Linked DNA regions of Homo sapiens: regions 2 and 3 are each linked to region 1. The links are chromatin loops, found by intact Hi-C in ENCODE. Cell type or tissue: mammary epithelial cell. All regions are shown on one strand. Each heading gives the region's core, and the rest is flanking DNA. Links, peaks and the distances in the headings are about the cores only. Region 1 has its middle 150 kb from the start of FGF13-AS1. Region 2 has its middle 210 kb from the start of FGF13-AS1. Region 3 has its middle 370 kb from the start of FGF13-AS1.

Evidence for each region. A loop is a pair of places that touch in the nucleus more often than their neighbours do. Peaks named below come from ENCODE experiments on the same cell type or tissue, not always from the same donor. Only the 100,000 strongest peaks of a DNase experiment are listed, where the experiment ranks them.
Region 2: it touches region 1 in a loop (4-fold over the local background); 3 of 110 quality-filtered maps call a loop at or near these places.
Region 3: a loop joins it to region 1, with 9 times the contacts of the local background. A loop is called at or near these places in 3 of 110 quality-filtered maps.

The regions. Positions count from the first base shown.
Region 1 is chrX:138,852,873-138,863,661 of GRCh38, reverse strand. It overlaps a transcript of FGF13 not described here. Among named protein-coding and RNA genes, the nearest start is that of FGF13-AS1, 150 kb to the right of the region's middle. In mammary epithelial cell, for the core only: no CTCF peak of the experiment used is centred there; DNase peaks (open chromatin) are centred at 5,001 and 6,661; H3K27ac peaks cover 475 bases.
Region 2 is chrX:138,921,518-138,932,306 of GRCh38, reverse strand. It overlaps a transcript of FGF13 not described here. Among named protein-coding and RNA genes, the nearest start is that of FGF13-AS1, 210 kb to the right of the region's middle. RefSeq lists a cis regulatory region at 6,716-6,726 and an enhancer at 6,649-6,793. In mammary epithelial cell, for the core only: no CTCF peak of the experiment used is centred there; a DNase peak (open chromatin) is centred at 6,776.
Region 3 is chrX:139,072,063-139,082,851 of GRCh38, reverse strand. It overlaps a transcript of FGF13 not described here. Among named protein-coding and RNA genes, the nearest start is that of FGF13-AS1, 370 kb to the right of the region's middle. In mammary epithelial cell, for the core only: no CTCF peak of the experiment used is centred there; DNase peaks (open chromatin) are centred at 4,921 and 5,061; H3K27ac peaks cover 380 bases.

The DNA of each region.
Region 1 (10,789 bases), core at 2,969-7,968:
ACCTTCAATGTAGGCATGACTATCCCTAGAAGTGGCTCATTTTGTGCATGCAAAACAACTGTATGAAAAGTGTTATAGGCCATTAAGAAAGCAAAAATGATTGCAAAAGAGACTGAGACATGGTTCTTGTCCTGGGAGCTTACATTCAAGTAGTGGAGAAAAGATATATGTCAAAATAGTGATCATCTAGCTTTTTACTTAAGGCCCATGATAATAACCAAAAACCTGTCCCGAGGCACCACAAGATAAATTTCTTAAAACGTATGTGGAAATTGAGAGTTAGGAGAGGGAGCTGACTGTATGCCTTAGCATCATGGGAAGGCTACATAGGTCAAAGAGAATTATTTGTGTGTATTATGAGTAAGCACTATCCTAGATCCCACATATAAATGGTCAATGAGACATATAATGTCTCTGCCTCAGGGGGCTTATATTCTTGTAGGGAAAGCCAGACAAGAGAGAAATACATACATATATAAGTAATTATAGACTGTGACAAATTGAAACCTCCCTAACGTGGCTAAAAGGGCATCTCTGAGGAGGTGACATTTTAGTGGAACCCTGAAGGACATAAAGGGGCCACTTGAAGGACATAAAGGGGTACAAGGCCTTGAGGCAGGAGAAAGCCTGGCATATTCTAGATACTAATGGAAAGCTAACGTGAGCCAGAAGAGAGGCATATAATAAAATTGAGGAGGTGAGGGGCCAGCATGGTAGGGAGTTTGCATTTCATTCTACCATGAAAAGAGCAAGTTAGCCTGAAGAAACATAGGATGGATGAAGACCTAGTAATGCTTGGAGAATGAGGGAGGTTGCAAAGGAGAAGGTAACTGAAATTTCCAAACATTGAAAAGTTGTTTCTACCTTGAACAAATTGAAAGACCATTAGCATTGATCTGTTCCATTCAGTGAATTATTTACTTAAGTTACTCATGCACATTTAAACCTGCTAACTTCATAGTGTCCATGGTGGCAGTAAAGCTTAAATCTTATATAGAGATAAGTAGATGGTTAGCTGGGAGGAAAAATGGAGGTCTTGAGCTAACACATCCTGTGGTTGAATGCACTTTTCAGCATGACAGGTGCTCAGTGACATGGAAGAGTCATTGCTCTAATTACCCCATTTTTTTTTCTCTCTTTCTGATTAGGTAAGGATGTCTGATAATCTGTATGTTTTGCCATATTTTCTGTTTCATAGATTTTTTAAGTATTTTATTGTTGGAGTCACTAATATGTGTCTAATAATTTTGATTGGTAGTCCCATTGCTGTCTACATTGCTGTGGCCTTGGTGATCTCAGATTTGCTTTGATTTAAAATCATGTATCATTAATTATGTTCTGTTATCTTTCGGAAGAGTTAATTTAAAGGCAAACAGCATCATCATCAAATAATTGAGGGCTTGTTAACTGCTTCCAGCTTGAAGCCAGCAAACCTTGCGAATTACAGTGGCCTGCTGAGGGGGCAGATGCCTCTGTGGCATTGTCAAAACAGTTTCCTAGGCTGTCTCTGGTTGCTTTTCTGTCTTTGAATAAGGGAAAAAGTTTTTTGGAGACAGGGGTAGTCTTGAAAAGTAAAAAATACTGAAGAACCCAATAGCTATCTAATATATTGATGCTTTTACAAAGTTGTCTTACTTTATTTATTTATTTAATTTTTTTGAGATGGCGTCTCACTCTGTCGCCCAGGTTGGTGTGTAGTGGTGCCATCTTGGCTCACTGCAACCTTCGCCTCCTGGGTTCGAGCAATTCTCCTGTCTCAGCCTCCCGAGTAGCTGGGATTACAGGCGTGTGCCACCATGCCTGGCTAATTTTTGTATTTTTAGTAGAGATAGGGTTTTGCCATGTTGGCCAGTCTAGTCTCGAACTCATGACCTCAGGTGATCCACCTGCCTTGGCCTCCCAAAATGCTGAGATTACAGGCGTGAGCCACCACACCCGACAAAAGCTGTCTTACTTTAGACTTGTTGACAAACACACTGGAATCCTGGCTACATGATAGGCTTTTTCAATAACTTACTATGTGACTTTTAAGAAGTTGCTTCCCCTCCTGAGTTTTATTTTCCTTATGTTTTAAAACAAAGGAGTGGCATTAAATTATCTCTAAAGAAATTTTGTTTGAAATGACATAGAGGATTTCATCATAGTGTTTGTCACGTACTAAATATTTAGGTAGCTGTTTTCTGAGGCCAATGTTATGTCTATTGATACAACTTTTATAGAGTAAACCAAAACATTCTAAATATAGGAAAGATAAATGATTAACTTATTTAGCTTCAAATATATTTAAAGGATACATTGCATTGGAATTTTTTTATTCTATCAGAGATTAAGGTTTACTATAAGATTGGTTCTTTCTTTACCTCTAGTTTGAAATGGGAATACTGTATTTCTGTGAACATGAGTACGTTAGGCCAGGTCAGCAGGCTTAGACTCTGTTAAACTCTCTCCTCTTACCATGACTGCTCCCTGACTGTGTCCTTAACCTTGACAATGGCAGAACAGCACTGCTGCTGCTGAGAAACCAAACCTAGATGCAAGCTTGCCCACCTGATGGTTAGTCAATGGAAAAACATTTGCAATGGGAACTAGCTCTTTTATAAAAGTTGCTTATAACCATCATCCCACCACTAAAGTCACTTATTCTTATCACCTCTGTGTCTGAGTATGCCACCTGTCAGTGTCTGTGTGTCTGTGGATGTGTGGATTTGCACATGTGCACTTGTGTCCTCCTACTCTGCACTACTCCTGTGAGACTTCGGAGTCCTGAATGGGAGGGCTGTGTTTTCGAGGCTGGGGGCACTGCCTATATGGGCAAAATTTCCCCCCAAAGGCCTGTTCTTTGGCAGCTATTCTCATGGGGCTCAGCAGCCTTTCAAAAAGCATGGGGCTTCCAGATCCAGAAATAAACCAGGAGCCACTTTTACCACCTTATCTGTCTTGAAGAGTCAAGTTGAATTTCTGAAATCGGAGGAAGCTTTGTATAAATCTAATGTCTACCTAATCACTGGAATTTTTTGTCCACCTCCAAGACTGGATAAATCTATTTTTGGGTAGGGCAGCAGGAGTCACTGAATGAAAGGTGGACAAATGGTTCAGATGAACAGTGGCAAGAGTGGTTGTCAGAGGATAGAGGTCATGTGCAAGAAGGGAATGTACCAGATTGGGTAAAATGGCAGAAAACATTGCATTAAGCCAGGGAAAAAAGAAACCCATTCCCTTTTCCTATCTTAATGGGCTGGATTCTTTGCAGGTCTCCTTTTCCCTTCATAAAGCTGGTACCCCATGGACGCATTGCATCCTCATCACTTTCTTAGGGAATCAGAACAAAGCTACCCACCTATCTTACTGCTGGAGTCCTGTGGGAAGTCATCTTTCATTCTTTCTGCTGTCAACTGCACATACAGCCACCATCCTACTTGAGGGAGCCCTGGGAATAAGTGCATTTGATATAACAGTTTTAATTTTCCATCCAAAATATCTCAAATTAAAGAGATTTTATAAGCCAGCGTAATGTGTTGCCTATACAGTGCCACTTCTGGTTTAAAAAAATCAGTGTTTCTAGCTCTTTTGCCAACATAACATCAAGCTACTGTTGGTTGACTACTCTTTTTTTTTCTGTTTTGCTTGAATTGACTGACATTTGAGGTATTGAGGAGAGACAGCCTGAGACCCAAAGCTGACCCATTAACTCCCAGATGTTCACGATTTCCGAGGAAATGTTCTGTGCCTATGGTTACTGTTCTGATGACTCCTTGAACACTCTCATCTTGGCACCTTTTGCACTTGCTAAATTCAATTTGAAGAAAGAACAAAAGACAGGGAAAATTTTGTGGAAAGCAATTATCCTGCACTTTTATGACCTTCATGTTTTTCCCATCATGATGAATTTTGGGGTTAGCACTTGTATCAGTCAGCATGTAGCTTTCACTAGAATTTTGTTGTGTGTTACAGATAACCAGTCGTATCTAATTAAACAATAATGATGCCAGTACAAGGCATTTTCTGGGAATTAATGACCAGCTGGGAAAAGCTGATGGCTGGAGAGTCAGCCAAAGGCTATTAGCTTCAGTCCACTATTAATCTCCAGAAATGTCAATTTGTGACATCATTGTTGGTACTGAGCAATGAAAATGGAAGACAGTTTACTGTTATCTGTCACGTACTTCTGAATAACAAATTCCTTATGCATTGTCAAAAAGTCATTTTTTCTCTTTTATCCTCCAATTGTCCTTCAGTCTTATAATATGTTTTCTATACAGCAGTGGGTGAAAATGGAATTTCTCAGTTTCCATATAATCATGGGTGCTTCTTTTTTTAAAGAGTTCCAATTTGGGGAGTTTTATTTAAATATTTTGGATGGTAAAACTAGAATTTGTCTTCAGCTGTGATGCTGGAATTTGATGAGTGTCTATATTATCATAACTATCTGCTCATGGCAGGAAATGGTTACAAATGTTTTGAATAGCAGCTGTTGCTAGCAAAGATGTGCATTCAACAACGAGATTCTAAGAAGTTATAGTCGCATTCCTAGTAGATGAAGGGAACTCTCTACGGAAAAAGCTATCGTGGTGTGTCTATGTAATATTTTTGATTGCTGCTGCTGAATGCTAGAGGGAAATAGAGAACTGACTAAAATATCAGCATCACCATCTTGCATAATTTAATGAGTTATAAAGGAAGACAACAATCCCTCATAGAGTCAATCTATTAAGAACTTGTTCTAAACTCATAATACTAATTTAAAAGTTATGTTGGTTTTTATACTATTTTTTCCTTGACATGAAAGGAAATTCTTAAAGCCCCTTAAGATCCCAGCCAATGAGCTAGGAATGTTTTACCCAACACAGAAGCTTCATATCCCATCTAAATTCAGCCACCATTTGTTTATTTATTTATTTTTTTTTTTACAAACACCACGGCATTATTCACCCCACAAGAAATTTGCTAGTAGTATCAGTCCTCCTACATGCGTGTTAAGTGTATGCATTTCGGGTAGTAGAATGAGTCAGCTCGTCATTAATCAAAGCTTTGGAGGCACTGACTCACTTCTGGTGAAATGGAATGGCCTCATTGGGAAGGGTGTGAAAGAAAACAATTCATGCTGGGGTCAGTTCCCTGTTTCTGAAAATGCAGATCAAATTTGCACCTATTTTCATGGAAGGTTTTCAGAATAGAGAATGTAGCAGTGAACCCTATAAAGGCAAATATCTTGCTTTTGCAGGGAATAAAAATAATAGTGATACAAAAACACTAGTGATACACTTAGGAAGCATATAAAGAGCCTAGAAAGAAAAATGTGGACTGAGAGGATCCTGGTGTATACCTAAGGCCAAAATTATTAAACCAGGCCTGGCTCTTTTACAATCCAACAAGGTAGTCCTTTGACCAAGCGTTGTTTCGTAGGCTCTCAGCTGGAATCTCTTGTCTTCATTAAGGGGTTTTGAACATCTGAAGAATGTTTGCAACAGCTTCAGTTCTCTTTGGAAATCAAAAGAGTAAAGAGCAGTGACTGATTCTTCTGTCTGTCTCCGTGTATACTGCTTGGAAGTAAGGCCCTCACCAGGAGCAGACCAAGAAAAGAAACAGAAGCAAATTTACTGATAATTGGTGGATATTAGCCAGTTTAACCTATGAATACTTATATTGTACTCAATCTGAAACCTATAAGTTCTACATGGTGTTTATTTAGATACAACATGAGCATCCATATTAAAATACGTTTTTGCACTTTGGGTATGATTTAACACTGTTTTCATTGTACTAGCAACAGAGGTATATATAGTCGAGTAGCTATTTCCACGGCTTTAGTATTTTAAACTAAGCCCATTAAAATAAAATCGCCAAGCTATTAGATGTTTTTCTTTGAAACTTTTCTTAGGGCTGTTGTTTCTTTAGTCTTCCCTGGGAGTATATTTGATTTAAGACATTCGCTGCTTTTCTGAGGCTCTAACTTGAGTTCATTTTGTTATGTGGTGACCACAGTTCTGGATGACGCCCCCCCTGGCACACAGGAATACATTATGTTACGACAAGATTCCATCCAATCTGCGGAATTAAAGAAAAAAGAGTCCCCCTTTCGTGCTAAGTGTCACGAAATCTTCTGCTGCCCGCTGAAGCAAGTACACCACAAAGAGAACACAGAGCCGGAAGGTTTGTGCACGACAGACGCGTGTTTTGCTTGTTTTCTCTCATTCTTCTTTCTTTCTCTTTCTTTTGGATTGTGCATTGCCCTCTGGTGTGCTGTGTGTTGTTCAGGCCCTGCCATAGCTAGGAGGCCCCCTGGCTGGCTGGTGAAAGTGTTATACAGTCTCAGATGGGACGCTGTATAATATGGTCATCTCTGGCACAGCGCACAGCGTCACCCTGCTTTTCACAGCTGAAACATTTTCAGTTGCTGTCATTTTACTGCCCCATTTGGGCTGGCAAAGTTGCTTGCTTCTGTAGCCAACATCTGGCCAATTCTGTTCCCATCACCTTGCATTCCTGAAGCAGCAGTCAGCTGAGGAATGAAACTTCTAAAATGAAATAATGAGAAGATTGTTTCAAAAATTTTCAACTCTCCTTCACTCCATAAAGCTTTTGCATTGCACTTGAAGAATGCTCATGATCTACTTAGTTTGCTGAAGCAGGCCCAGATTACCTGTATAATGCACGCCCCGTTGCACTTTGCCATGGTAAAATGCATGCCTCAAGGAAACTATGAGTAGTTTGTTTTTTCTTTTCAGCTCAAGTACAGGTTTGGACAACTCTACTTGCTGTTACTTAAACTGAGGTTAATAAGGTACTCATTGCAATCCATATCACAAATATATCTTCAAAGTATTTCATCTGGCCAGAAATGGTATTTATTCATTGTTTCCAACATTTTTGCATCTATCAAAGAGAAATATTTTTCACATTACAAATAAAATGTGGTAAATTTATTGCCATCTGTTTACATTCCAGCTTCCAAAATAACTTCTGAGAATTATAATGTAAATGCTAATACTTGTTAAACAGCCCATTTTCCCCTCACATTAAATATCACTGAGGCAGTTTACCAATGAATAACATTTGGAAGTGACAAAATTCACCTGTTCTTTGGCAGTTGGTGTATACTTTTGCATTAGTGGTTTTTGTATAATTTCTAAAAGCGACCTTGTTTCTATTTCAAGTTGCCCTTTTGCATCATTATGGGAATCCTTATGATAATTGTCTTTCTGATATGGGAGAGACTGGCATGTGGGTTAAAATTCGGTGAGTAAATAAATTTCTCCAAATGCACTCTAGTCCGTAGTTTTGGAAGCAAAACTTCACAACTCAAAGTTTCCCCTTTTCTTCTTTCCAAATAGAGTTTAAGACAATCATTGGCAGAAAATGAGAAGCCTACATGTATCTGTGTTTAATTCAGCCATAGAATAGAGCACTCATATTTATATTCTACCCATACTTTTGGTGTCTAAACTATTCACGTTGAGTGTGACCACCGACTTCCACATATATTCATCTGGAGGTATAAATGGTGAACTTTTACAGTGAGTAAAAGCAATCATTTGGTTGTTTAGTGGAGAAGATAACTAACTTTATTTTGTACTTTAATGAAACAAAAAAATTTTAACCAGTGACAATTACTTTACTATATATACTACATTCCAATATTTTCTGCTTTCTTTACTCTAAAAATTATAAACACACACACACACACACACACACACACACAGTTTTTGTACTTGCAAATCAGCCTAAAAATCAAAATTTGGTTTCGTTAAGAAAAATAAGCCAGTTAAGAAGCAGCTGGTTAAATTCGCTCAAGCAATCAGTTACATAATTAAAATATTTTTAACAATATTTCAGATTTTAAAAAACAGTTAAGACCCCATTCCTTTTATTATTACATATAATTTTGACAGAATCTGTTATTTTCAAGTACCATCTGGAGTGTATTGTAAATACTGTTATGAATATTTTCAGATATAGAGAATTCTTAAGAGAATAGGTAGCAGTTAGACTCTCTTCTGCAAAGTTAGGTAGTTTTTGATCTGTCATTTAATCCACATATTGAGCTGTTGCCATTGTGTTTAATGGGGCTGCCATCCTTTCACTTGTGTACTGTGATGATGGGCATTGTCTTCTTTCAGATTGGAGATTTTCCTCAGTCTTGCCCTCCTTCCAGGTCCTCCTGCCACGATATCAAAGCTAATATTTCTGTCTTTATTCTTATGAATGATTTGTAACTAGTATTAAAGTCAGAGGTTTTCTGGGATGACATTTAAATACTATTTGCAATCTTACTGTACCCCCTCAAACAAGATCCCAGAATCTAATGATGAACTCAGACCTTAAAATGAAAACACTTGATCTCTACACAAGTTAACAGGATCCAGAAGGCTTTAGATGGGGGCGAAAGAAAACATGCTGTGGAGCTGATCTTGGATAAATAAGGAAACATTGCCAAGAACTTAACATGCTTACTTCATGTAGGATATCGAAGCTCATCATTTCCAGGAGGCGAAGTAACTATGGGTTTGGAAGGGTTCACTGGTCATTCTGGCAACCTGGAAGATTTTTGCAGGACTGTTTTTTAATTGCCGTAAGTTATAGTGTTCGGTTCCCTCTTAAGGTTGTTGTGACATTTTGTTATAATTAGTAGAAATAAAAGACCTCTTTTTTTTTTTTTAACAAATGGATAGTGTTTTGCATTTAAACTATGTCTATACCTTGAAACATTTTATTGTTACGTGAAACATTTTGAAGAGATACTCCCTGTCATGGCCTCCGTGCCAAAACATGAGACCTTAATTGACCTTGGCTGTGGATGCTCACCAATTCTACAGCAGGTGAAGGCAATGGACAGGGTGGTTAAACCATACATTGTTTGATCTATGCAATGCCCGTATGCTAGTATAACCTCTTCTAATGAGATTATTTTTTTATGCAATGTTAAAACCCCCAAATGAAAAATTAAAAAAAAATTTTTAAGCCTTTTGGGGAAATAAATGTTTGAATTGCGTAAGCTTTAGAAATGATTAATTAAACAGGTTTATGTGTATTGTGATACAGTTGGAATTACTAAATTGATAAAAATTACCCAACTCTTTTTTAATTAGTATAGATAAAGTCTTGCTGTTTCTTTTGTTTGGCAGTGGTTTATAAGGGCTGGGCTGTTTTCATAGTTTATGACCTCTTAAGATTTGCTACAGATAATTTAACATTGTTTATAGTCACCCATCTTTTTATAGATATTTTTGTCTTACGTCCAGGGCCCTCAGAATCCATATAAAATAATACACAAAGGGACTGAAATATCTCACTGGCTTTTCAGGATACACGAAGGCCAAATTACACTTTGCCAATACCAGGTTTCTATTTATGAATATCCAATTCCAAAAAAATTTTTAATCTGTTCCAAACATTTGCGATTTTCAGTGACATGATTATTTCTATAAAAACCACTTATGATATAATATTATGTGAGTGCTGGAATTTGGCTGAAGAAGTGCACACAAGTATCTGAGAGTCTAATTTGGCCCAGTACCAGCAATGTTCTTTGTTAAAAGAAAGCCACATGGAGAGTGGAGATCATTACCAAAATCTTTTTCTTACCGCTCCAGGAGCCTTTTGGCAAAAGAAAGTATAAGCTTCATAGCTTTATTCTTTTGTTCACTTTATCTTCCTATGGCATTTGTGCCAAAATGAAATCACTAATTTAGAGTAACTCCTGGAAGCCAATCTAATATTAGCATAGTTGTCATTTCCTAAATGCCACTCCTTGGACTTTTACTGATGTTCGAAGATTGTTAAAGAGAATCACACCAAGATAAATATGCTTGCAAGTAGATAGTGTTGGAAATCTACAGGGAAAAATAAATCATGGATTCCCAGTGTTTGCTTTTAGGGTTTAAAATTCTGATTACGATAGTAAATGTGAAGAAATTAATGCAACATAGGAAAGTACTACAGAGCTTGGTGATTTGTCACCATCTTTTTATCAGGCATTTGAGCTCTTTGCTATAGTCCTGTTTTCATGTGATTACACACACACACACACACACACACACACACGCACACGCACACACACACACATTCTGTCTTCCTTAGGGCATTCGTAACCTTTTTATTCAGAGAGCCATCCAACCATTGCGGCTTTGGTTGGAGAAGAGAATCTGTGCTGGAGATTGATGATAAAGTATGGCAGCTTCCACCAACCAAGAGAAAGCAAAATTACATGCTAAATGGTAAGGGGGTATATTTGTAACTACCATGTCTGTTACTCTGATAATGCGTTGGGTTATTCCAGAAAGAGCATACATCACCATGAATATCAGTCTTACCTTAATGATGGGAGAGGAAGAAGTCAGAGGAATGCTGAGGAACATGCTGAGGGAAATGTTTTTCATCTTCATGTTTTTTCAACATTGTTGTTTTCCTGTTGTGCCTTCCTCATCTTAATGCTAATTTTCCTTTCGAGAAAAATGTGTCAGCATTAATTTGAATTAATAGTTGAATAAAACTAAACTATGGTTATTAAATCATTTTGTCACTAAGCTAGAGTTGGGTAATAACCTCTGATGCTTGTCAGCTGAAAATATCTTGACTTTCAGGAAAGACATAACTAGGTTCCATGTCTGTCTCCTTTAGAATAATTGAGGGGACATTCCTATTCTGTTAGAAAAGCATGGGGCCTTGGTTTGCATTTCTTTAATTATCAGTGATAATGAGCTTTTTTTTTTCTAATGTGTTTGTTGGCTGCATGAATGTCTTCTTTTGAGAAGTGTCTGTTCATGTCCTTTGCCCACTTTTTAATGGGGTT
Region 2 (10,789 bases), core at 3,884-8,883, 68 kb before region 1:
ACTCGGCTGGGGTTTCGTTTTAATGGCTCAGTAAACTGTGATCTGGTACAAAAGGATGGGATTAATGGGCTCTTTTGCTGCAAATGGTACTAAGCTCTTCCAGCTTTATACTCTGCACCTTTTATCTTCGTGGCGATATTTAAGCTTTTAAGGACGTTGCTGGGAGTGACGACTCCATTGGATCCAATCTCAGGAACAGTAAATGGCCTTCAACTCTTTTTAAAAAAGATGCATTGCAGGAGTGAACTGCTGCAAACTGCTGCAAACTCCATGGAGGAGTGACCTTTAAAATGGGGGGTGGGGGGATAGTTTGCTGCTGGCTTTTCATTCCCTGTAGCCACCTAAGCTGTTGGGGAATGGACATGGGAAACACACTAGCTAAAGGGCCCATTTGTTACAAACTGAGTTTTGGTCATTTTTTCTTATTTATATACTTATTTGTTTTTATCTGAGCACATAAATCTATATTTGAATGCTGCAAATCACCCTTTGTTACACTCTTCTTAGTAGACACATATGTATTTAGGGTACAGCTGAGTACAGTACATTTGAGGTTTTGCAAATGATAAATTCTGCCATCTCCATATTCTTGGATAAAACTAGAAATACACAGGCTTTTGTATACGAACAGCAGAAGCTGATGACTCTATTCACATATAGCTATGTTGGATATGTTGGAGGCCTGGAGCAATTTGGCCACAGAGAGTTGTTTTTAGGATTGGAAGAACACTCAGCCCCCAAACTAGATAATGTGACATGTTCTATTTTTAATGAGTTTATTTTCTTGTTTCAGCTTGGAGGTGTTAGTTCATCGTTTTGATTCTTGACAAAAGGATTCTGCTTAGACTCTCAGCTCCCTGGTGGGTTGGAGTTTCACAAAAACATCTGCGCTAAAGCAAAGGGGATTCATACTATCCTAGACAGTGTTCACTTGAAGGTTTCCCAGAAGCATCTGTAGCTGGAAGAGTCCCTGTCAGTCTCTACTCCCTAGCTGTAGATGGGCCCACAGCCCTGCTGCCTAGGGAAAAGTTGACAGTTATTAAAAAAAAAAAACAGCCCTTTTCTGTCATATTCACTTCAGTAAAGGACCAAGTCTGCTATTGCAAATGGGCTGTATCCAGTGCACAGGTATTCTGGTATCTCCTACAGCACATAGTCACTATTGCTAAACATTTTGGGTAGTTAGAGTCAGTAGTCCCAAAGATTGGCCATAAGGGCCAAATAAGATTGGAATTCTGATTATGGTAGAAAATCCTTTTTAATGTATTATAATTCATAAGAAATAGACTTCAGAAGAGAATTGATTTCAGAGCTGTATTCCTGCTCATTTCTTCCATCCTTTCTGTTCATTTTTCATTTCCTACAGACAATCAATTAGTAAATGTAGGATACGTGTGTACCTCAGTGACCCAAGTTGCTAGGGATACATCAAGTGCTTCAGCCCATAGCAGCCAAGGGAGGTTTGGGGTGTCTCTACAGCTCTTGACTTTTCAACTTCAATTATAAATCCATTTGGTCAAGTTGTGGTTTGAACTGTGTGTGTCCCCTGTGATGCACTTTTGGTAAACAGCTGCAGTACAGAAGCAGCTGGGCTTATTTGTTACCATCTCTACTAAGCCGCCATATAACTGCATGGGGACGGTGATACAGCAAGTGAAAACGGGTAGAGTTTTACAGCATAGGGTCTTAGATTCATGATGAGAAATGACACTGAACAAATGACTATTTTTGACTTTAAATAGAAGAGATTAAAAGACTTTCAGATCTGTTCTCCTAGGTTTTTGTTCATACATCTTCATTTTTGCGATTTCTCCGGATTTGGAGTCTGTTTTGAAGGGGAAAGTTGGCCCATCCAGAAAGCACCGGATCATATTTTCCATTCTGTATGCATTTTGCTATCTGCCTTGTTTATGTGAACATTAAAATAAATAAAACCTTACAATCTAAACTTTGCTTTTACTAAATAAATGAACACAGCAGTTATTAATTGAATTCAGTCAGCTTTCAAATAGAATCATTACTTTATTACAGTATAAACACAGTGGAAAGAAATCAGACACCCTAGCACAGTGCATGTTTTGCTAGGAATTTAACAAATATGTTGGCCTCAATGTGAACAAGTTATATATTTTTTTCAGACTTGAGGCTTGTTAACTCTTTCAGGCCACTTGCTGCTAGGCAACCAATACCCTGCTGGCTTGAGTCCATGGTTTTAAAAATTATCAGTTTCCTGCCAGACTGACTTGAGGACTTTTGAAAAAGTAAATTTTGAATGCATGCTGCGCTTTTTAGGCAAATCTTTATTAAATGTCTTCTCTGGCAAAGATAGTACTAGAAATATACTGAGAAGTGGGAGAAAGGGTGGCCCCTTCCTTCCAAGATTTTATAATCTTTTGATATCAAGCACACACACACACACACACACACACACACACACACACACACACACACAGCTAAGGCAGTTCACAACAATGGACCAGGGTGAATGCTGTGGACTGCAGTTGCTCTAGAGTAATACAGGGAAAGGATGTCTTATCTGTGGACTCATGCAGCCAACAAAGGAGCTGTGGAAAAAATAGAGGAGTTTGAACTGGACTAAGTAGAAATGGGGGTATATTTTAGGCACAAGGGACAGGGATTCAGGATGCTGTCAAAGTGAGGCAAATAGTTGTTGAGGGCCTCTTATTTGCTAAGTGCTAGGGACAGAGTGAGGAATGAGCCAGGCATCATCTGGCCTTTAATGGAGCTTTTTAGTATGAACACAATTATTTTCATTCTTTTTTACTGGCTAACTTATGTGCAAATTTCTGTAAGTAAGTTGAGAACCCATTTGAACTGCTCAAATAAAAAAAGGAGATTATATTGGAAGAGTCCATGATTACAGCCTGCCCCTAGATCTTGTGGTAGGATTCAACAACTGAAAGTTTGAGAACCCAAGATTACTTGTTTCATCATCTTGGGTCATATAAACTTTTGTTGCTGCTTCAAAGACCACTTCAAGCTTATCTCTTCTCCACACTAAACACACACACACAGAGAGACACACACACACACACACACACACACACACAGAGTTTTCCTCTTCTGCTTTCACACACTTGTAGTCACATCAGCTTCCACTTTAAAACTACTTCCTAGTTTGAGGATCCAACAGAGATTGACTTGAATTCCTGTGTCCTGATGCCAAAGTCACCCAGCTTTGGTCAGTTGTCCATTCTTATCCAATCAGTGATGCCTATTTGGGCAAGTTGTATGACTTTGAGAAGAGAACAAGAGAAATAAATGATTGTCATTTCAAGTACAGTCAGTCATTGTTGAGAGAAAGAGCAAATCCCAAGCAGGGGCTTAATATCTGACCTGAACACATGTGTTTGGTAAACAGTAGTGAGACTTGTATCACTGAAAACCAGGCTTTCCATGGAGGGGCATGGTGAGAATGAAAACTGGAAAGATATGGTGGGTCTATATTTTAGGACGTCATTTTAAGTGTGGAAAAGGGAAGTCTTCATGTCTCATTGATATTGAGGCACATTCTGACTGGCTAAGTTGCAGAGAAACTGTAGACAAAATTCTTGTCATCAGTGAGGAGGTGTGGGACTGGAGTGAGCATTTTCTAAGATTGTTTCCCAGCCTATAGTTATTTGGTTTGAGGCTCCTGCAGATTCCTTTCTGAGAGGAACTTTGTTTATTACTCTTTTGCTGTAGGGATTATGCTGCCCTCTGGGGATTGGGAGATTCCTGGGATGTGAGGGCACCCCTGGGTGGGGTCTTTTTCTTTCTGAGAGCACCGCGATAACATCTTCCTGCAAGAGGAGTGTGTCCCTCAAAGGCCGAAATGGAAAAGATTCAAAAATCTCTAACTCTCACCTCTCTAGATATAATGCAATACACATATAGAATATACATGCCCTTTTTCTTGGAGAAAATTTCCAAAAATAAGATATATATTTTTGTGTAATGCCTATTGCTTACTTTAAAATATTTAAATTATTTAATTTTAAAATTTATAAATTATGTATTTATTAAAATTTAATATATAAATTAAAATATTTGCTCAGTCTGGAGGATTCAGGAAAGCACACAAATTTGGCATATTACAAAGTACATGTAACCCTAAACATCCAAAGAAGATCAAATTGGTATTTTATTGTATTCTTTTTCAATGTTTTATGCATGTATGTTATACAAAATAAAATGATTACAATACTATACATACAGTTTTGTATCCATTTTGTCTTAGTGAACATTTCTCCATGTCATTAAATATTCCTGGTAGCTATATAGTTTTACTGTAATATATTTTAATATTTACTAATTTAGGGGAATTTAATTGTCCTAAATAATTATTCCGATAAATAGCTTTATATGTAAATATTTGATCACATCTTTATTTCTTTAGTCCAGCTTTCAAGGCTTGAAATTATTAGGGAAAATGATGTGAAATTTTAAGGTCTTGTTATATAGTTCCAATTTATATAGACCCCCAGTCTATGGTAGCGGCTGACTACCTCATCCTTGCTGGTACTAAGTAATAGCATGGCTTGTAGTTTATATCAGCTTGGTAGGTGGAACGCTTCTCCATGGTAAAGACCATGGCATTTTCTCCTTTAATGGTGTTCAGCACATATCAGGCACACTATGCAAGTTTGTTAAATAAATCATAGTCAAAGGAGAAGGTGGTAAGATCTATTACGAAGACATGTTTTTTTGTTCTAAGTCTGTGGGGAATTCAAGAAGAAATTAGTTTAAGCTTGTGTAGGAGGATGCAGTAGAGAGGTGGGATTGAGAAGCGAAGGGCCAGTGAACAATGATACTGTTAAATGCATTGAAACTTCAAATAAGCAAATGGGGCCAAGGAGAGAAACTTGTTAAAAATGAAGTGTGGTCTATTTCATGGAGCACAGCATAGGTGACTGCAGAGTAGATCATGGATTGTTTCAATGTAAAAACCAGTGGGTTGAACCCTAGAGCCCAGTTGGATGGGTCTATGGATGGGTCTATGGAGCACAGTTGGATGGGCCTCCGACTAAGTGTGAACTGTGCAGGGAGATTAGGTTGTAACAATAAAAGTTACAGTTCTACATTCATTTATTCATTCTTTCATTCATCCATTTAACACATTGTTTTTGAATTTGGCCTGTTTCTGTAGTGACGATGGAGCTATGAAGATAGTACTAGAGCTTTCATTTGGGTGGTTTGTTCAAATGCGTTAGGTCGGTTGGTGCAAGGTTTGTACTCTGGCCCTAAATAAATCATCTTGGCTTTCTAAGAGGTGACTGAATAAGACTCACTTACTCTGCTCTGGCCATATAGGCTTAGTTGTTGTATTTTTGTTTTTGTTTTTCTTTCTTGAGACTGAGTCTTGCTTTGTCGCCCAGGCTGGAGTGCAGTGGCGTGATCTCAGCTCACTACAACCTCTGCCTCCCGGATTCAAGCAATTCTTTCTGCCTCAGCCTCCCAAGTAGCTGGGATTACAGGAGCCCGCCACACCACACCCTACTAATTTTTGTATTTTCAGTAGAAGTGGGGTTTTGCCACGTTGGCCAGGTTGGTCTTGAACTCCTGATCTCAAGGGATGTGCCCACCTCGGCCTCCCAAAGTGCTGGGATTACAGGTGTGAGCCACCGTGCCCAGCCCCTTGTTTTAAAAATATACTAGGCATGCTCCTACATTAGAGCCTTTGCACTGGTTGTTTGTTCAACATGGAATGGGCTTTTCTTAGATGTCTATTGGACCAAATCCTTCATCTCATTCAAGTCTTTGCTTATCGCTCACAATGTCAATGAGGCCCACATTGATCATCCTATTTAATACCACAACCTACCTCCCACTCTGGCACTCCTTGTTCTCCTTATTCTGCTCACATTTTTCTTTTTTCATCAAATTATACCATACTTTTAATTATGCTACATAATTTACTTATATGTTATGCTGATTGCATACTGTCTGTTTTCTCCCACTTCATGAAAGCAAGAATCTTTGTTTGGGTCATGCTGTGTCACTGAACCCTAAAGGAGTGTCTTAAACACAGTAGTGCATTATTATATTTTTGTGGAATGAATAACTCATCATGTGCTTGGCAGGCAACATTAAAGAGGATCTTCAGATTTTTCAGAAGAGCAAGGGAGAACTCCCCTCACCTGCTGAGCTGTTGGCTGTGGACTCCAGATCAAAGTCTGAGGAACCACTCACCTCCATTTCTTGGCAGTGGAGAGTGAGATCAACAAGAGAGATAGGAGAAAATCATGGGGAGACTTTGAGTTTAGAGGGTCCTGGGCAGCTCTCTCACAATAACAGTAAGGTAGGGAAGCATCTCAGAGCTCTTTATGCAAAGGCCCTCATCCAAAAATCGAGACCAGATTTCCATGACCATTGCTGTTGCTGTTCTTACTACATCTGAGCTCTTCCATGCCCTCTTTTCCCTTTGATCAGTGGTGTCAGAAAGCAGATGCATACTAACATTTACCAATTGTAGGACATGTCCCACAACGAAGCTCATTCTGCCTTCAACACCAGAGCAAGAGGGAATTATGGGAAGAATATTCACCAGGGTAGACTTTTGGGGAAGTGATGCTGAAGCCTCAGTATTAAAAACTTGGAGCAGTGGGGGATGTGGATGGGCTTTCTGAAAAAGTTTTGAATTTATTAGTGAACCTGTTACTCATCCCTTTTGGGGTGTGGGTAATGGAGTGGAGGGAGAGCCACAGCTGCTTTGTGCTGAGTCATACGCTTGTGTTTGTACTTTGCCTTGCATAGAGGAATCCAAGGTTGCTTCACAATGACTTGGTTAAAATTAGCACTGTCAGAGAGCTCCGTAAAGAGTCTTGTGAAAAGTCTTCCAAAATAAATCAACCTTCCTGTTGGGGTTGAGTCATCCCCTTCTTTCTTCAACTGGAAATGATTTTAATGGGAAGGTAAGCCAGTAAGATCTTTTTGGTTGCCGATTTTGAAGGTATCATTGTGATAACACAGGGTGGTAAGGCAGAAAGTGTCAGACAGTGGTAGGGGGTCAAATGTTGGCTGTGGCGTAACTTGCTGTGTGACCTTGCATGAGTATCATAACTTTTCAGAGTTTCAAGTGTCCCAAAAGTAAAAAGTGGGGCTACCAACATCTGCTTTGCCGAGAGACAATAGATGTGTAATTAAGTGGAGCAATGTATATGAAGCATACTTCTTGGCACATAAAGTCCCTCAACAAATGGGAACAGAAATGATATTGATCACTGCTTTCCACATATTCTTCAAACTAACATGTCTCAAAGCAAGCTTATCACTCTCTGCCCTGCTGTTTTCATTGAGACCTGCTGCTACTTGAATTCATTGTAGCTCTCAGGAAACCATCATTCACCCAGGCATATTGATATATTGATGGCTGATCACTTCTCAATTACCACTACCAGGACTTTAATTCTGCCCTTCACCACTTCATACATAGAATATTTTACCAGGTTTTTTTTTTTTTTTTTAACTTTCCCCCTACCTCAAACACCTGGGAGTTCACCTACTAGGGTGGTCCCTTGGTTAGGATGTCCCTTACGGTTTCCTTCCTATTCTGCTTACTGTGTGGCAGTTGAGTGAGCATAGCATACTACTGTATGTCATTCAGGGTTATGGACTCAGTTACTCAATTCTGCACCCCAACCCCTTGACACAGGGAAGCACAGTATAGGTGCTCTATAAAGACTGGCTAGAATTGAAGTATATGGGAAGCTGTGACCAAGACGTCCTAAAGGCATATTAAATAGTGGTTGTCACCATCTAAAATTACCTTATTTATTTCATTATTTGCATATCTATATGTCCTTGCTGCCTTCATTATTGTCCATTTTACTCCTGTATCATGTCACAAGAGGTAGATGTCCAGACAGCTCATCATTCCTCAAGTCATACCTCTAAGAGAGCAGGAACTGTATCTTTCCTATTCATGGTTATGTCTCCAGACCAGAGCCTGGTGCTTCTAGTGGCCATCTTTTCCAACTGTGGGAAAAACCTGTCTGACAATAGAGCCAACACAGAGAAAAGCAAAGCTGAGAGATGGAGAAAAAAGGCAGAGTGCTGCTGATATTGTTCAAACCATAAGATCCTGGCATGCCTGAAGTGAACATACCCCCTTGGACATCCCATATGTGAGCCAATAAATTCCCATCATTGCTAAAGCTAATTTGAGTGGGGTTTCTGCCATTTGCAATAAAAAGCAAACTGACTAATACATCCTCTCCTCAGTACCTCATAAAGCTTCATGAAAATCAAAAGGAACTTTCCATTTGCAACAAGTTATTCATTCTAGTATCAAAGTTTCAACATGGTTATCCTTTCCTGCCTTACTCAATTCAGGAATGCACCAATAATGATGCCACTAGAGAGAGATTTCCTTGGTAATGGGCTGAAGAGCACCTGATGTGGTGGTAAGGGTTGCTCCTTTAAATAAAGGAATAAGCATTTGAGCTAACACATGGATGATGAGAAGCAGCCATACATATGCTTATCTAGAGGAAAAGCATTCTAAGTAGAGGAAACAGCAAGCACAGAGGCCCAGAGACAGGAAAGAAGAAGCTGATTGTTGGTTTAAGAACTCCACAGAAGGTTCATGTGGCTGGATCTTTGTGAAAGAGGAGGAGACATATAGGAATGGAGAAGAAGCCAAGGGCCATGTGCACTTTTCAGGAGAATGCATGAATTCAAGATTGTCTGACTTGGGACAGGAGTCAAATGGGCGGCAACAAGGGCAGCAAAGAAGGCCTGCATTCATTCAGTGAAAATGCAGGGTGGCTTGCCTGGCACTGTTTCACGCAGTGTAGCTGTACAAGATGGTGTCTGCAGGGTTGTACCAGCAAATCAATTGCTGTACTACCAACCTAGAAAAGTCAGTGAATCATCCTTATATTTTGATCATATAGTTAAATATATTCCGTTTGATCCTTTAGTAAGTTAGTGGAGCTGAAAATAAATGGATTAGGTTGGAGAAATAAGTTAACCTCTCACATTCATCAGAGCTTAATTTAGTGATTGCCTCCTTATTGCCCTAGATGGGCCAGTAGTATGACCCATCTCACTGTGAGTACCTTACTCTGAGAATTTTGCTCAGTTTCCAAAAGGCAGCACCATAGATATGAACACACAATGTTAATAAGCTGGTATTATGAAGCACATCATACTGCAAAAATTCTGATGGTTTCATAGAATGTGAATATAGTAGATAGAAATGTATTTTTATTTCAAAGTCCTGGGACATTATGCTTGCAAAATACCTTGAAATCGTGTTTATTCTCTAGCATTCATAGCATCCCTAAATCATTAATATGCACATGTTCCAAATAAGGAAACTGTCTGTCATATAGGAATATTTTGTAATGCAATTTAATTCATCTCATTTCAACAAATATATATGGACTGTTTGATGTGGATTTATGGTGTTGAAAGTAGACTGCTTTTTGTAAGGAGAATGAATGGATGCAGGCTAGAGATGAAGCGGGGCATCTTACAAAGAAATGTTTCTAGTACCATGGGTTAAGTGAAATTCTACCATGAACTACGAAAGTGACAGTGGAAATGAGGAATAGGCAAATACAGATATTTAAAAGCAAAACCATCAGGGCTTGGTGACAGATTAGAGGTGAAGAAATAGAGAAGGACAGGAATCAAGTATATGTCTATGAAGTCAACTGGAAATATTGTGGTGTTCTTGATAGAAGTGGGAATTCTTGAGGAACTCTAGTTTGGGAAGATGATGTCTAGTGGACAATTGGAAGGCAGGCCTAGAGCTGAGCAGCAAATTAAGTCCTGAAGATGGACATTTTTAGATCACCCCCCTAAAGATGATGACTAAAGCTATGGAAATGGATAAGCTCATCCAGTAGGTCAATGTAGAGAGAGACTCCCCACAGATTGAGGCGTGCAGAGCCCTATGCAGGCCACCTTGACATAACTCACCATACCTTTCCCCATGAGTGTGATTGGCACCCTTGGGGCCATTTTGATTTCGGATATAAGCCTTGTGCTATAGAATAGGAAAATTTATGAAGACATTCAAATTCTGCCATTGAAAGCCAGTGTGGTATCTGGATAATGGACATGTTATTTTGAGAAAAAACATTGCTTACACTCAGGATATTAGTTAGAAATCCCCAATTTAGTTTCATTTTTTTTGTGTGAGAAAATATGGCAGTGGAAACATTTTCAGAAATGGGAAGTCATTTCTTAGAGAGATTTATTTGGAGCATAGCCAGTAGCAAAATCAGCTATTGACACCTTAAGCTACAGACTTAAGATGAAAAACAATGATAGAGAGGTCGTTTTTTTTGTTGTTGTTGTTTTGTTGTTTTTTTTTTTTTTTTTGAGTTCCATAAGGAGAACATGATTAGCCTATTCTTCTGATTGTTTTATGTTTGCGAGTTCTGTCTCCTCAGTTAATTTTCATCTTTTCTGAAGCATGGGTTCTACCTCATAATTTTTGGATCTCCCTGCAGTGCCTAGCACAGTGCAGAACTAGTGTATCACACACTCAGATATCTCTTGTGGAAAAAAATACATCACAACAAGTAGAATTACAAGGTTAGATTCAAAGGTCCTTGAAATGCAGTCAAGTCTGTTCTCACGCCTCTGTGCAGGATAGCAATCAAGCTGCCCCATAATATTGACTGTCTTCTTGTAAATCACAAGATATGTTTCTTAGGCTGAGGCAAAAAGGACAAGTAGAGAAACCATAGTTTCATGGGCTCTTTACAGCTGGAAGTCAGAAATACCACGAAAGTTGGAAGTAATAGTGACAGGAAAGGGTACATGTAGGACT
Region 3 (10,789 bases), core at 2,653-7,652, 220 kb before region 1:
TCATGTAATTGCCATAATGCCATAATGCTATGAAGAAAAATGAAACAGGTGTAGTAATTTCCTAGGATGGCCATAACAAATTACCACAAATTGGATGGCTTAAAATAATGGAAATTTTTTCGTTCATGGTACTGGAGATTAGAAATCTGAAATCAAGGCATCATTAGGGCCATCTTCCCTCTCAAAGCTCTCAGGAATCCTTTCTTGACTTTTCCTAGATTCTGGTAGTTACTGGTAATCCTTTATGTTTTTTCACTTTTGTCTGCATCACTCTAATCCCTGTCTCTGTCTTCACATGGGCTTCTCTGTGTGTGCCTGTACGTCCTCCTCTCGTCTTACAAGGACTCCAGTCATTGGATATAGAGCCCACTTTAATGCAGCATGACCTCATTTAATTTGATTACCTCTGAAAAGACCCTCTATTTTCTAAATAAGATCACATTCTGATGTTCTACGTGGACATGAAGTTTGGGTGGAGGGAGGCATTAATAAACTCACTGCAGATGGGGAAAGAGAAGGGATAATTATGGTTGGTCTTTAGATAGAATGGTTAGGAAAGGCCTTTCTGAAGAGGGGACATTTGAGGAGAGAACTGAGAGAAGTGGAGCCAGCCATGCGGATATCTGAGGGAACAGCACTCTAGACAGAGGAAAGGCTAAATGCAGTGGCTGTCAATCTGAAGTGTGCTTGTTGTGCTAGAAGAGAAACAGAGATCAGCACAGCTAGAGTGCGGTGTGAAGGCATGGAGTAGAGTGGTAGGGAATGAGGTCAGAGGAATAACCAGAGATCAGATCATACAGGACCTTAAAGATCGGGGGAAGCAATCTGGGTATTATTTCAAAGGCAGAAAGAAACCACTGGAAACTTTTGAGCAGGAGATTGATGTAACCTGACTTCAATTTGAAAATGATCACTGTAGTTGTTGTGTGGACAACAGTCAGTCACAGAGCAAGGGTAGTGTCCTAGGAGCAAATTTGGAGATTATTATAGAAATCTAGGCAAAAGATGATGGTGTCTTGAAGTAGTGTAGTCATAGTAGAGGTGATGAAAAGTAGTCAGATTAGTTACATCATTTGAAAATAGAGATGAAAGGATTTAGTGCAACACATAAGAGAGAGAGAGAGAGAGGAATTAAGAATGGCTCCAAGGTTTCTGGTCTGAGCACACTCAGTGGCGTTACTTACTGAGTTGGAGAAAACTGCAAAGCGAGAGGGTTTGCAGGAAAAAATCAAGACTTCAGTTTCAGATGAGTAAAGAGTGAGATGCAAATTAGAATGCAGATGCAGGTGGCAAATAGGTAATTGGATATACAGGATTGGAGTACAAGGGAAAGACTGGGATGGAGAATATAAATCTGGAAGCCATCCATAGAGATATGAGACTGGATGAGATCATAACGAAGTGTAGATGGAAAAGTGATAAAGTCTGAGCATTCTGTTTTGGGTTACTCTAACATTAAAAGGTCAGGTGTTAAGAAGAAGCCAACATAGAGATGAGAAGGAGTGGCTGATGGGTATAGATATAAAATTAAGAGAGTGAGATATCCTAGAAACCAAGAAAATATTTCAGGGGTGAAGGAGTAATCAACTCTATGAATGCTGCAGAGAGTTGTACAATATAAAGGTAAAAATTTTCTCCTAGATATCACAACAGGGAGGTTGGTGATCTTGGTTAGAGTATTTTTAGTAGTGTAGTGGGGATGAAAGATTGCTTGGCAGGGCGTGGGGGGCATTTCAAAAGAGAATGGGAGGAAACGAATTGGAGCAGTAAGCATGGATGGACAACTTTTTCAAAGAGTTGTTTTCTAAAGTGGAAGGGAAGGATAAGGTGGTGGCTGGAGGAGGGAGAATGCGTAGTCAAGGAATAGGTTTATATTTTTTAAAGATGGGAGTTATTGTAATGTGATGAGGATGATGCAGTGGTATAGACATGAGAGGGAGTAATTACAGGGGCAAAGTCTTTGAATAATTAAGAAAGGATGGGAGACTGTATTGTACAGATGCTGGGTAAATGTGGTAGTGGGAGGATGTAGAATGTCTTTTCTAATTGCTTCTATTTCCTCACTGAAATCAGAAGCTTGGACATCAGTTGAGACAAAGGAAGAGGGAAGGATAATTAAAAAAGGGAAATTATGAAATAACTATCCAAGAGAATAGATGGCAGACAGCACCGATGGCCCACACTTGGGGTATGAGGCCTTCAGTTTAAATGAGAACAGACAGCATGGTTGTGTGTTTTTCTAGCCAAAATAAGCTGCTTGGGAGCAGGCATGAAGTCATCAAAGGGTTGGACTTAACTCAAATTTGGGTTTTGCCAAAGATACGTGACAGAGGAAGACAGGAGCCTGGGAATTGAGGATGTATACAAACCTCTTCTTGGATTCATCTTCTTCAGCCTCATTAATGTCTCCTCCTTACCTTTTTGTGCCTTCTCTTATTTTATAACATGACAGATAATACTTCTACACAAGTATTGAATGTGGAGTATGTTCCACTTGTTACAAACAGGTATGGAAGAGAGAGTGAGGAAATGACACAGTCCCAGAAGAAGCACATGTATGTTACCAAGAGAGATTGGCATGGAAGAATAAAAATTTTTGCCTAAATGTCACAGCAAGGAGGTTGGTGATCTTGGTTAGAGTATTTTTAGTAGTGTAGTGAGGATGAAAGATTTCTTGGCAGGGCATGGGGGCCTTGTAGAATATTTAATATTAAGAAACTTTATAACATGTATTTTGGGGAAAAACTCACTGTGGTTCTACTTTGTGTGTGTGCGTGTGTGTGTGTGTGTGTGGTAATATTTTCTCTATTTTGGTCAATGTAAAAACCTGATCATTTGATGATGATGATGATGATGATGATGGTGATGATGACGGTGATGTTGATAGAAGCAACTAACATTTGCTGAGTACTTACCATGAAGAAGGCACTTCACTAAGTGCCTTCATTTGATTCAGTAATTTATTTAATCCTCATGACAGTCATAAGAATTCAGAACCATTACTCCCATTTTCAGATAAGGTTAGGTAATTTATCCAGTGTATGACTAACAACATTCAAAATTAGATTTTGAACCCAGAACATTATGATTCCATAGTCCACACTCTTAACCACTCCTGCATTGCCTTTCAGTGCCAAAGACTTTACATGTTAAAGTTGGTACACTTGTCCATCTCCCTATCCCTTCAGTAGAACTGTCCCAATGTCCAGTCTCTTTGCTAAGTGATTGTGTTAGTTGCTAGTTGGGGCAAAGGTGTGGGTGAAGTTCAGCCCCAAATTCTTCATCATTTTTGTGCTCATATAGGGATTCTGAAAGAAGCTAGAGGGAGGATGGTGTTTGTCCTGCAAAGCTGTTCCAGAGACTTGTGTTCTGGGCTCATAATATATATTCTGAAGACAAAGCCTTTGGGGCCATTCCTCTTCTTCCTTCATCTCTCAGACCTAGTTTTATCTTCTGTTTTTTCTTGATCCATGGATATTAGGCAACTGTCTTGTTCTCCATATTGTGATCCCGTCTCTTGCCCCTGCCCTCTCTATAAGCTCTCACCTTTGTCTGAGACCTGCTCCTGGCTCCCACTTCATCAGGCTTGGCGTGACAAATTGCCTTCTTATCATACTTAATGCCAGCCTGTAAAATAGGGTATGCTTTCTGCTCACATGCTGTCATCATCTCCTATATCCATCTAGATCCAGGAGGCCTATTTCATCAACATAAAATCCACAGAAGCAACACACGCTGCGAATCGGTGCTCCATGTCAGAGCTGATGAGGATGGATTGGTGAATTCTGTAGATCACATCTGTCCTAAGCAGCAAATTAGCTATGCTTGAATTCAGCTACTACATTTTGCCTGCTGTGAACTTGCTTTACTCTTCTATGAAATGTATTTTGTAGCAGTGCAGAAGAAATACACAAGATTGATTAGAGTTGGCACGATTTGTGCATACTTCTGCAGTTATTATTGTAGTAGCTGCTTTAAAAGACTAAAAAGATTCTTTCACCAATTTTGTTCCTCTGTAAAGTTTCATTTAAACGTTAGCGGGTATATTTATGTGTAAATCGGATCAGCTTCCAATGATAGTTCCTTATTGTTAGCGTTTTGATGTTCTGTTTGCCTGAGCAGATTGATTTGCCATTATGAGAGAACGTTTGAACTGAAAAAGTCCTCTGAACTTTGTTCACTAATCTTATCAAAGAAAATAGAAGCAGAGGATGTAGACAGAAACCTGCAAATTAAATTTACTTTTCCAATTCAAATGTATTTGATCTGCATTTGTTATGGAACTGGGACAGTAGTTGCTTCTTGATTGTGCAATAGCACTGAAGTTTAGAATATTTTTCAAAGTCTTAACAAATTCAGTGGGGGAAAATCAGCAATGTTAACTGAAAATAGCATCTACCCTTTTGTATTAAGTTAGTACAGCATGTAGATCATGTCATTGTCCTTGTACTCCCATCTATCAGGCTTAGTGAGCACTGTGCAATGGTACCATAAATGGCTGGACCATCTCTGCTATGAGGTGACAGATTGTTTAGGGCAAGCCGCTGGCAACAGAAGTGTTAGCATGCTTGATTTGCAGCGAAGTGAGGGCCCAGTATCTTCTGCTTGATTCACATGGATGGGTTATTTCACATAGCTTTACTCAGATTTGGAGAACTGTGCTAATGGCCTGAGCAGTTTGCTTCCTTCTTCCCTCCCCATCACTTTCTCTCTCTCTCATTTAAATCATTCCGAATTTCTGACTCAAGTAGGCATATGAATCAGAATCACTGTGGAAACTAAACAAACAAACAAACAAAAATCCACCACAAGCTTAAGCTCTGGCTCTGGAGATGTTGCTTGAATAGCTCAAGTAGGTGTAAGACAGTAGAAAAGTGGAGGACAAATGGACTTTGGTCTGACTCCTGATTCCATCACTTGCTAGTCGTGTGCCCTTGGGCAATCATTTATTTTCTCCTAGCCTCATCACTTTTTTTTCATTTTTCAAATGGGTAACACGATAGCCCTGCTTTCATTAGGTTATGGGAGGAGTGAATGAGAAAATGCAAAGTGACTAGTAATCACTAAAAAATATACTTAGTATTTGAGTGCTTCCTATGATTCACTCTTATGTGGCAATCAGGCTTCTGCATTTTAAGTTTACACATTATCTGCAGGTCAATCCCCACTGAGAATCACTACACTTAAAAGATTCTTAAAAGCTAAGTATATGAAGCACTTGTTTCAAGTCTGTGTTCAGGGGCTGGTTCCAATTTTATGCTATGGTGCCACCTCATAAAAGTATATATGTATGTGTGTAGCTACTGGATATTTATGCTGTGCCTGGCACCGTGCTAGGTGCTGAGGACCCAGAGATCATGAATCATTGTCCCTAACCCTAAGAATGAAATTGCCTAATACCACATTCTACTCTGTAATAAAGTGGCACAGTATTGCAAATAGAGTATAACAAAAATTCCCTGTGACATTCAAAGGCGAATTTTATTTCAAACAAACCTAAGCTTCTCCAAACAGAATTGTCTTAGAAACTAATCAATAACAAACACTTCACTGGTAATCTTTATTTTAGTTATCTTCCATTGGCTTTTCAAATAGCGATACATTTTATTAAAGCTTAACTGGCATTTATTGAATGCTACCAAGGGGTCTGATGGCAAGTGGAGTTTACTAGAAAGCAGTGACATCAATACTGAATCAATGCACTTGAACGGAAGCTGTGCCCTAAGTGCCATTCAGCATCACACTGTCCCATTCTTTTGCAGAACACTGAATTGATCCCCAAAACAGTGCAGGTGCAGTGATACAGGACAAACAGCCCTGCGGTTCCCCAAAACCCACCTCTTCAAATCTGAAGAGAACATTCTTTCTTTTCTTTGTCATCAAATAAACACACCTGTACTAGGTGCTGGTTTCTCCCTGGACCGTAGTGTAGTGGGAGATAGACTGAAATACCTCCTCTTATACTTCTGGGCAAACCTCAGATACATAATTTGTGCATGGGCCAAATGGCCCTCAAGATATTGGGTTCCCTAATAGAGCTACCAAAAGATCAGAGAATCATAAGGTAAGGCACTGAGAAAAAATGAAACTTTCCTTCTTTCCCAACGTCAAGGTGATAGCCAGATTCCAGCCTCAGTTGAGCGATTTTTTTTTCAGTTTTCCAGTGTTTAGTTGTGTGCATTATTATAACTCAGAAACATTATGGTAGTATAGCGTTGCATTTTTTCAGATTTCTATTTAGTATTCTTATTTCACTGGTCAATGAAATGACAGAAGAGAAAATATCAGCTCATTAAAATTAAAAAGACACCACCCACTAATGTTGATTGCTTTAAAGCAAATTAATCTCTATACATGCAGAAGGTGCTATGGTTCCCTGTTTTGTGTGTGTGTGTGTTTGTTTTTTTTACCTTTTTAGATCTGGTGAATGCGAAAACCAGATACTCTTGAAAGTAAGTAAGTATCCAAATAAGTGCAAATTGCACTTCCATACCAGTGTATTTACTCCAGTGATTGCATGGATTTTATTTGACCATGTGATAATTAGAGCACATTCAAATCACAAATTCCCATTTTACACTTTTTGAGTTTTTTTAAACCAGAATGCACTAATGGCCTACAGAGTACTTCAGTGTTAGGTGATCAGAGAAACCATTTATATGATGTTCTTGCTAATGGGGAACTTTAAATGTGGGGAAGGCTATCGTCATGCATGGAGGCTCTAAATGGCCAGAAAAGGGAACCAGTATAATCATCAGAGAGCAGTTTTACATGTGGGTGAGTTGAATGATTGTTATAGATTCAAGCTATATAAATGAAGGTACTTTAAGAAATACAAAAAATTAGCCGGGCGCGGTGGCGGGCGCCTGTAGTCCCAGCTACTCGGGAGGCTGAGGCAGGAGAATGGCGTGAACCCGGGAAGCGGAGCTTGCAGTGAGCCGAGATTGCGCCACTGCAGTCCGCAGTCCGGCCTGGGCGACAGAGCGAGACTCCGTCTCAAAAAAAAAAAAAAAAAAAAAGAAATACACATACACAGACACACATACACACAATTTGCTATTGGTTTGGTATGGACAAATTAATGTACAGATAATATACAGGTTTAAAAATTAAAATACCCATTCTGCACTAATGGCAAATGGGAAAATAGACGGGAAAAGAGAGGCAGGTTTAGCCTGTGGACAAGTTGAGAGCCTTCTTTTTCTCCTCCATTTCTTTTTATTTCAGTTCCTTCTTTCATCTGTGCCTAAGCCCACTCTGAGCCAGGTGAAGAGAATGGACTCATAAAAATGTTGACTCTGAGGTGTGGACAAGGCAAGTGTTACCTTTCCCACAATAGGCTTATAAGGATTTTGAGAGGGATATATGGAGACAGCCATTCTTATTGGATGGAACAATATCCTGATGGTGACATTTTAAGCATTAGCAGGTAATTGCCTCTTCTGTGTATGAGGAAAGCTCTCCCTGGACAAAGATCAGTTGCCAATGTGTGTTTAGATGAAACTGAGAATAGTCCCCACTGAGCCACCAGTGGGATCGGGTAGTGCCTGTTGTGAGGAGACCACTGGCCAGACAAGTTGGGGACAAAGGAACAGAGGAGTGGAGAAAAGCAGAATGGGAAGATAGAGTCTGGGTAATGGGAGAGAATAGGGCGGGGATGAATCCCTGGGTTCAAATCCTGGACTACTACTTAACTAACGATCATTTTGTAGCTTAATACCTAGTCAGGAAGTGAGTTGTTAATCAAGTTATTCATATGTTCACCAAATAGCTATTGAACTTACTATATTACAAACATGGTAGGTGCTATGAGGAAAAAGTACATGTCACGAGAGACCTGATCTAGTCTGGGGCATCAGCGAACTTCACTGATGGAGCTTCACATTCTGAGACAGTGAAACTCGAGTTGAGGTATAAACAAGGAATATGAAAAATGAAGAGTTATTTAGACAAGGGTATGTGAAGGGAAAATTCCTGAAGGAAGGAAGAGCAGGCTTAAGATTCCTAAGGCATAACAAGAGAATACAGTATGTTCTAATGCACTGCATGAAAGCCAGCATGTCTGGAGCACAGCACATAAAAGTGGAGAAAGCTGAGGCTGAGGAGTTGAGAAGGGGGCGGAGACTTCCAGGTCTACCTGTCCATGGTAAAGCACTTGAACATTAGTGTAAGGACAATGGGAAGCCATTGGCAGGTTTTATGGAAGATGGTGTTTTAAATAGATGTTTCTGGAAGTGTAAGGTGGACAATGGATTAAAGTAGACACCACACTGAAGGCATGGTGACTATTTAGGCAGCTGTTAGCAGCAGTCTGGACAAGGTATGATGGTTTCTTGGACTAAGGTAGAATCAAGGAGAAAAATGAATGGATTGTGTGACCTTGAACAAGTAGCTTCACCTCTCTGAGCCTAATTAAGCTTATTTTCTTTCAGGTTTGGCCTAACATATCTAATGAATACACTGGGTTTTGCCTCTCAGATTATCTGCTGCGCATAACCTCCCTTATACGTGTTAACTATTCAAAAAAAAGTTTTATGTCCACACTTGATTTATGAATGAAACATAGAACTAGCTTGGAGTCTTTAGAATTTATTCAGAATTGTATTAAATTACTTCCTTTAGGCTGCTGGTCTGGATGAGTTATACATTTTTGTAATAAAAATTGGCTTTCAAATGAATAAAAGAACACTGACATGCCACCACACATGTTATTCCTCTCATCCTAAAGTACTGAACAAAAGGACCAATAGAAGACTCCCCAGCATTCAGCAGTAATTAAATACAGATACACTTATTTAGGAAACTGGTAACAGGAAAGAGAAATTTAGCGCCAGCTATCTGAGAAAAGACAGCCCAAGGACTACATTTTGTTCTGAGAGTTACAAACACTTCCAAACAGAATTAAAAAGAAAGTGCCTTTCAGGGCTATAACATCTTTCCATACAACTTTGAAACTTGGCAAACATTTCTTGCCAGCTCATCACACTAAACCCTGTAATAATTTTGCACGGTGTCCAATTGTGATAGGAAACTAGTAGCTCTGTGAGTGAAGATTTCTATTCTGGGTATCCAAATAACATTCCCAGTGGAGAGGAGAAAAACACTGAAATTAGATGCCTATGTCTTTCAAATGGTTCAGTTCCATTTGATTGATACGTGTTGTGGTACATGTTCTCTGGGCAAGGGCTTGGGCTAGATATCTTCAAAGAAGGTAGTCATGGGGCTGTCCAATCACTTCCTTATCCCACTTGACTAAGCAAGAATCCTTTTGTCTAATAGGAAGGCTAAAGTTAGAAACCAGGGATCTGTAACACAAGAAAGAGAGATATAATTACCTTAACACCTTAAGAAAGGGAAAAGAGTGAGTGAAATAGGGGTGATTCAAAGGCTAATGTTTATTAAAATCTTCTGTACACCACCTACTTTAACCTCATTTTATCCTTTGGGCTTCATAACAGCTCTTATGATATTATTATTTTTATTATTATCCCTTACTCACAACTGAGAAAACTGGGGTTTCCTTAGTTGTGAAGCTTAAGCGACTTGTCCAAAGTCATTCCCTGCTCTATCTGATTTCAAAAGATATGCTCTTTGCACTGTACTGGGAAGCCTAAGCCAAGTGTTCGTGAGTTTTGTAGAGAAAAGTATAGAAAACTCAAATTACAAACCCCATGGGGAAATGGAGGGAGCAATGTGAGACACAGAAAAGGGGGGGGGGAAAAACAGCTCCAAACTAGAAAAAATAAAACAATACAATGAAACGTTGAGACGATTAACTAGATAAAGGAAGGATTAGAAATGCTAATGAGAGAAAGTATACGATGACAGGTAGATTTGAAAAGAAATAAATATAACTTCTAGAAAAAAATGATGATTGAAATTTTAAAAGGGAAGGTCAAAATAATATTTGAAGAAATCACGCAAAATGCAACACAGAAACATAAAAAGATACAAAAGAGGTTCAAGGACATGGAAGTAGAATGAGGAGGCCCAGTATAAATCTAAGAAATGTTCCAGAAGGAAAGAATCAAGAAAATCTTGAAAGTCAATATTCAAATAGATAACAGCTCCAAATTTTCTAGAATTGAAGAAAGACTTGGATACTCAGTTCAAAGGAGCCCATTAAATCCTAAGCAGAGTAACAAAAACAAATAAACCTAGACATATTGTAGTGAAACTGCAAAGCCCTGAAAAAGAAAATCTTAAAAGTCAGAGAGAAAAGAGATGACCTATTAGAAGATTGTAAGTTAGAAGACAGTGGACCTGATATCAGCAACAATAAAATTATCTTCCAATAGGTGAGAAAAAATAGTTATTAACGTAGAACTTTATATCCAGTTAAAGTCACTGTATTAGTCTTCTAAGGCTGTCATAACAAAATACCACATCTTGGGTGGCTTAAACAACAGAAATTTATTTTCTCATAGTTCTGGAGGCTAGAAGTCCAAGATCAAGGTGCCATCAGAGAGGGTGTCTGGTAAAGTCTCCCTTTCTGACTTGCAGAAGGCTTCCTATTGCTGTGTCTTCACATGGACTTTCTTCCGTGTGTGTGTGTGTGTGTGTGTGTGTGTGTGTAGAGAGAGAGAGAGAGATATTTCTGATTTCTGTTCTCTCTTCCTTTTCTTATAAGGACACCAGTGCTATTGGATTAGGGCCCCACTTTTATGAACTCATTTAACCTTAATTACCTCCCCAAAGGGCCTATATCCAAAATAGTTACATTACAAGTTAGGGCTTCAGCATATGAATTTTGGGGAGGGGGCACAATTGGTTCCGAAACATCACTGTT